Linked DNA regions of Homo sapiens: region 2 is linked to region 1. Evidence: chromatin contacts called from ENCODE Hi-C or POLR2A ChIA-PET data. All regions are on one chromosome and are shown on one strand. The core of a region is the stretch at or near the end of the contact, and the rest is flanking DNA. Distances in the headings are between cores, read along the strand shown.

Region 1 (3,326 bases), core at 591-3,090:
GCAGATTCTGCTTAGGTTACTCTGGGGTGGGGCCTGAGGTTCTGCATTTTGACAGCTCCCTGGATGCTGCTGGTCCCAGACTACACCCTTATCTCAGTTATAGCTCTCAACACCCCTTCAAGGAAGGAATATTGCTCACATTTTATAAATGATCAATGGGCAAGAGAGGTTAAGAGATGTATCCAAGGCCCCAGAGCCGGCGGGTAGCAAAGCTGGGATCTGAACCCAGCTAGATCTTTCTGACTCCATACAACAAAAAAGAAAATAAAATAAAACAAAAAAGAGTATACACACACACACACACACACACACACACACACACACAGAGTTATGTATACGTCTGTATAATGATATCAAACATATTTCATTCTTTATCTCATTTTAACAGCATGACCCTCATAAATGCCTAGAGAAATTTTCAGTCCTGCATGTTGTCAGAACTTAATAAACATTCAATCCGTATGTGGAGTAGGAATGTCTGGGACCTGTTGCTTGGGAGGCCTCTTCCTTTCCTTATAAGCAGACTCATGAAGATCTTTCCTAAAGGTTTCCCTGGGGACTCTATACTTTACTTCTGTTACTGATTAAACTTATTGACTCTAGCACTTTTTTTTGCCTCTAGCAATCCAGTCCCATAGAGAAGCTGACAGATACGTGTTTCCCAATTAGTTTGAATTATGAAAGTAAGGGTGTGAATAATAGCGACCACTAGTGGTGAGTCAGTGCCATCTCACGAAGTAGAAACAGGACGTTGTTAAGTCAGCAAAAAAAAGGGGATGCAGCCTTGCTTCTCCAAGGAGGGTAGCTCCTCTGCGGCAGCCATGAGCCAGTCCAACACTGGCTGCCTTTTCAGGGCCCTGGAATCCAGTTGGAAGATGTGTGTAGGGTCGGAAGGAGGAACAGGAAGATACAAATTAAACAGAAAACACAAAACGAAGCAGCAAACACACAAAAGATGATTACTGGGCAGCTCTCCTGTGAGGGGAGAGTGGACGTCATAGGAGGCTGAAGGAGGTGCTCCCGGGAGCTGGGTAGACAGGAAGGTATCGTGAGGAGGCAGGACTTCAGCTGGGACTTGAAGGGAGAATGGGATTTGGAGATAATGGCATTCCAGGTGGAAGTCATGGGCCACCCAGACAGAGGCCCAGGAGATAGGGGAGTGAACCAAGGTATTCTCAGGATGGAGTGGAGGTGGGAGGGATCCCAGCCCATGAGACAGGGCAGAGAAATCTGGGTGGGCGGCCTGCTTAGTGGAGAGTTGATTACCCGGCCAGGGACTGTGGCCATCACACAGTCGGGGAATGACTTGAGGGAGACAGCAGGTCAGGGAGTAAGTAGTAGACAGGCCATCTACAGCCAGGCAAAGTGGCTTTGGACCCTGACTTCACTCCGTAATAGGTACAAAATAGGAAGGGACACACCTGTTTGAACTTTAGGTACCTCTATTTGTTACTTGGGCTTGATAGGTATTGTCCCAGCGCTTTTCTGGGGCCCCTCCTGGCATCAGAGAACAGGAATCAAGTCCAAACAGGCCTGGAGAGGCAGATACACCAGGCCCTTTCCCAATCACCTGTCACAGCTCTCTGCCCAGGGCCTTTTAGAGAGGCCAAACAGGAACAAAGACAGGGGTGCCACTAGCCACCCCGGGTAGGACACTTCTGTCCTTTGTGGGATATAAGCCAGAGGTCCAAATGAAGGATATTTAGTTTGCCTTTTTGCTAACAGATTAGATGAACAAATAGTACAAGGCCTCCCAGAACAATGAGCCCAAGAAAGGGCTGGGCCAGAACGGACTTGAGTCTGGGGTTCCTGACTCCCAAAGCACAAGGCCCAAAGGCCGCCTGGGTGAAAGGTCTGAGTCAGCCTGGGAGGGACCCGCAGCTGCTCAGGGCTGCTCCTTCTTGGGTGATTTCAAAAGCTACTCCTGGCCTCCAGCTCAGAGGACTGTGTGCCTTCAAGGATTCATTATTCAGTAAGAAGTCAGATGCTATTTGGAAAACAAACATTTCCTGCATATCCATCCAAGTGGGACACTTTAACATAAGAACACTATCTATCATCACAACAGCCCTGTCATTTAGGTATTTTTAATCCACAATTTACAAATGAAGACATTAAGCTCAGAGAATTTGATCCAAGTTTCAGAGCTGGTAAGCCACAGCTCCAGCATTCAATCCTTGGTCTCATTCCTTCCCAGCCCACCGTTTTTATCCAAGATGCCTCAATGACCTCTTCCCTGCAAGAGCCTGCCTTGAGGCTTCCGGGAGTTTTGTCCATCAAAGCTTTCTTGGCTCTGTTTTCACAGTTTGGGAAATGGTACCAACACAGGCATTTCTTCCTACTGTTTGCCCATCATGACCCACCCACTGTTGCCTCCTTAGACTGCTCCTGTGCTATTCCCAGGAGAAATATTACTGCTACTACCACTACTACTAATACAAATGATCTTCACATATTGAGTTTCTACGGTGTGCTGAGCACATGAGTTTATAAATATATGGTCTTATTTAACCCTATAATTATACCTTTTTTTTTTTTTTTTTTTTTGAGACAGTCTCACTCTGTTGCCCAGGCTGGAGTGCAGTGGCCCAATCTCAGCTCACTGCAACCTCTGCCTCCCGGGTTCAAGCAATTCTCCTGCCTCAGCCTCCCGAGTAGCTGGGACTACAGGCTCACACCACCATACCCAGCTAATTTTTGTGTTTTAGTAGAGATGGGGTTTCACCCTGTTGGCCAGGCTGGTCTCAAATTCCTGAGCTCAAGTGATCTGCCCGCCTTGGCCTCCCAAAGTACTGGGATTATAGGCGTGAGCCACTGCTCCCGGCTTATACCTATTTTCTATATTAGGATCCGAAAACACAGAGAGATAAACCCACTTGCCCAAGATCACCCAAGTAGTAAGTGGTGAAACTGGGATTTGGACGCATGACCTCTGACTTCAGAGCATGTGAGTTTAAGCACTGGATTCAATACACATATGTACACACCCAACCTGTTCTCCCTATTTCCTGTCTTGATCATTTTGGAAATAATTGAAACAGGAAATAAATGTGACAAATAAACTTGTCGCAGGTCCTTTCCTTGAGAACTAACATCACCATCTACCCATCAACCCCGTGGCTCTAGCCAAATATCTAAGAGTCATCTTGATTCGTATATATATATTTTTTTTCCTTTTTTTTGAGACAGAGACTCACTCTGTCACCCAGGCTGCAGTGCAGTGGCACAATCTCGGCTCACTGCAACCTCCACCTCCCGGGCTCAAGCGATTCTCCTGCCTCAGCCTCCCCAGTAGCTGGGATTAGAGGTGCCTCCCACCACACCCA
Region 2 (3,326 bases), core at 321-2,820, 500 kb before region 1:
CTTAATAATTTCAACTCTTTTAAATGTGTTGGGTTTTGTTTTATGCCTAAAATGTGGTCTATCTTGATATTGTTAGGTAGGGACTTGAAAAGAATGTGTATTCTTCTGCTGTTTGGTGGTAATCTATAAATATCAATTAGATCCTATTTGTTATGGTGTTGACTTCTTCTATATCCTTGCTGATTTTCTGTCTAGTTGTTCTATCAATTGTTAAGAGAGGTAGTCAAGTCTTCATTTATAATTGTGGATTTGCTTATTTCCTCTTTCTGTTCTTTTGGGTTTTGCTTCATCTATTTTTGTGGCTCTTTTGTTTAGTGCACACACATTCTAGATTGCTATGTCTTCTTTGTGGATTGGCCCTTTTTTCATTATATAATGTCCCTCTATATCTATGATAATTTTCTTTGTTCTGAAGTTTATTTTATGTGATATTAATATAGACACTTTTCACATATACATCATGGAATACTATGCAGCCATAAAAAAGAATGAGTCCATGTCCTTTGCAGGATGGATGAAACTGGGAGCCATCATTCTCAGCAAACTAACACAGGAACAGAAAACCAAACACTGCATGATCTCACTCATAAGTGGGAGTTGAACAATGAGAACACATGGACACAGGGAGGGGAACATCACACACCAGGGCTTGTCAAGGGGTGGGGGTCAAGGGGAGGGAGACCATTAGGACAAATACCTAATGCATGCGGGGCTGAAAACATAGATGATGGGTTGATGGGTGCAGCAAACCACTATGGCACATGTATACCTATGTAACAAACCTGTATGTTCTGCACATGTATCCCAGAACTTAAAGTAAAATTAAAAAGAAAGAAGAGAGGAAAAAATACATAGCCACTTTTGCTTTCCTTTGATTAGTGTTTGCATAATACATCTTATTCCATTCTTTTACTTTTAACCTGCCTATGTCATTATATTTAAAATGAGTTTCTTGTACACAGCATAGAGTTGGGTCACATTTTAAAATTTGTCACAGAACGATGTCTACCTAATACAATTGATGTAATATCAATGTTTCCACCTTGAAGCCCCCAGTAGAGCTAAATAACTCTGCAGAACAAGTAGGTGACCTTGGAGCATATTCTCAATGTGTTTACTTCACTAAAGCACTTCTACGAAAACCCTCTGGATTCTTCTCTTGACAAAACAGATACCTTTCCAGGGTGTCTCCAAGATCCATACTTAAAATATCTTAGGCGTAACTTAGTCATCATAATATGGGTGATTGGTTCTAGGAGACACATATTCAGAACTTTTAAGAAGTTTTCTTAAATGTTAGACTTTACAGAGTTGTACTGAGGGGTGGAAAGTTGAATGTAGTCTCTCAGATTAGCTCATTATTCTTGTCTTATTTGCAAGTGTAGGGCCTTACTTGTCTTTAAGGGAATCTTTGTGAAAATCCTCCTTGACTAATAAAAAGTGTTCTATGTGGATTCCCTTCTCTTCTTCTTAATACTCTCTTTTCTCTTTTCCCTCCAGCAGTCCCTGCTTCTCCTCTCACTCCCAAAATATTTGTCTGCCTTTTGTTCCTGGGCTCTGAGCCTTCCCACAGCCTTTTCTTGTCTTGAAAATCATCAAGCTTTCAGCATGGGATATGAGTCATTGCTTTTTTCCTTCCAACCCATTTTAGGGTACAAAGATTTACCAGTCCTGAGGATGGAAGAAGTCTGAAACGACACGAGAACATTTTTAGTCTGGGTAGAAATATGTTGTCATTTTTCTGATTTTTGTTTTAAATGTCCACTCAAAAAAAAATCAGATATCCTACATGAATAGCTTTGGAAACTTGTTATTTTGAAAAATGTGTTTTTCCCTTTTCTGAATTTTGATTTTGTCATTCAACTCTTCTTGACATATTTATCCTTGGGAGAGTCCATGCCCATCCTGACCTTGACTCTTCCCAATTCCTGTTTTGTCTTCCTTGATGCAGAAGGTAGAGACCATAGCAATTTGGGTTCACTTCACTCTGTGTGTTCAGTGCCTTTTCTTATCCTGGTTTTTTGGCGGGTTTTGTTAAGCCATGCTAGACTTGCCTTTATGTCACACAAATCTACACAGTGTTAAAGTAACAATTAAATCTCCCATCTCCTAAAAATGAGTTTTAATTATCAAGAGGGGTGTAAGACCTAGGAGATGAAATGAACCCCTCCACTTGGGGCTACTGCAAAAGAGAGGGTAAGTTTAAGGGATGCAGTGTGAGTCCTGAAAGAGACCCCAGGAAGCCACAGCTCTTGGGTTTATAGCCTCGACTCTAAAATCTGCCCTGAAAATGCCCCATTTTACTCATTCCACCCCCGGATAGTAAGCTGCAAATTACTGGACAAATTCTTAAAATTCCAACCCAACTGAAGCTGCTGCCTGAAATGGAATTACCCAGAGGCCCCAGAAGCAGGAGAGGCAGGGATAGTGCAGAGCAGAGCTGGGAGAGCCTCCAGCTCCAAGGCAGCATCTGTCTTCCTGGCTTTGATGCCCTGACAGCCCCGTAGCTGTCTAGCGTGTGTCCTGACCTCAGTCTTCTTCTCAGGACTTTCAACCATGAGGGCAGTTGGCCTTTTCTTTCTCTAGGCCTCTCATCTCTTACACTATGACCTGGCTCCCCTGGACTTCCTGAAACTCAGTCCCCTTTCCTGGCTCAAGCTCAACAAAGTGTACTGAGCCCATCTCAATTGCTGGCACACTATTCTCTTCCTACCTGAAGAAGGGATTCTAAACTCATATGACACACCTCTCTGGGATATTGTGAGGCTAAAATGAGCTAAAAGGACATTTTTAGTGGTGGCAATAGAGGTAGAGATAATTAGTGGTGGTAGAAGTAGCAGTTGCTAGCACTGAGTAAACAGTAAGTGGCCACCAACCTTCAGAAGAAAGAGCCTTGGGCTCTAAATTTATTAGCTCAGAACCAGTGGCACAGATATAAATTCTACTTCCAGTCCTGGAGTGCAGGAGACTAAAGGTCCTAGGAAACCCTACTCTAATACCCAGTCACAGGCCTGTGTCTATAACTCTTTAACAGTCATTAAAAATGTTTCTGCTTATTCAGCAAGGCACATTTACTGAGGGATTAGGAAAACTCATAAAACATTGCACTCTATTCAAAGTCTTCTTCAGATAAACTCTCTAAAGCTTTGAAGTATCCACTTGCCAAGGGTTTTTCATTACCCCTTATCCCCTTGGCAAAGTGCCTGTGTGTGTGTATGTGTGTGTGTGTGTGTGTGTGTGTATGTGTGTGTGTGTATGGTATTTTTTTGGTAGGGGAGGGTCTTAATAGCTCTAAAGATCTACCCATACCACAGAGATGGGTGGGA

The links. A loop is a pair of places that touch in the nucleus more often than their neighbours do. ChIA-PET counts read pairs that join two places held with the same protein, here RNA polymerase II (POLR2A). Pooled maps may share reads with other maps.
Region 2: a map of Caco-2 shows a loop between it and region 1 (4-fold over the local background). The contact joins two enhancer-like sites. A Hi-C loop is called at or near these places in 1 of 168 maps with a recorded cell type or tissue (Caco-2) and 1 of 50 pooled maps. POLR2A ChIA-PET finds 5 or more read pairs at or near these places in 2 of 52 experiments (WTC11 and activated T-cell).

What each region holds. Positions count from the first base shown.
Region 1 is chr18:21,995,184-21,998,509 of GRCh38, reverse strand. No RefSeq gene overlaps it. Among named protein-coding and RNA genes, the nearest start is that of LINC01900, 16 kb to the right of the region's middle. Within about 2 kb of position 1,840, at least 7 of the 41 ENCODE cell types and tissues checked have a DNase peak (open chromatin) inside an H3K27ac peak, as active enhancers do.
Region 2 is chr18:22,493,227-22,496,552 of GRCh38, reverse strand. No RefSeq gene overlaps it. Among named protein-coding and RNA genes, the nearest start is that of CTAGE1, 77 kb to the right of the region's middle. Within about 2 kb of position 1,570, at least 2 of the 41 ENCODE cell types and tissues checked have a DNase peak (open chromatin) inside an H3K27ac peak, as active enhancers do.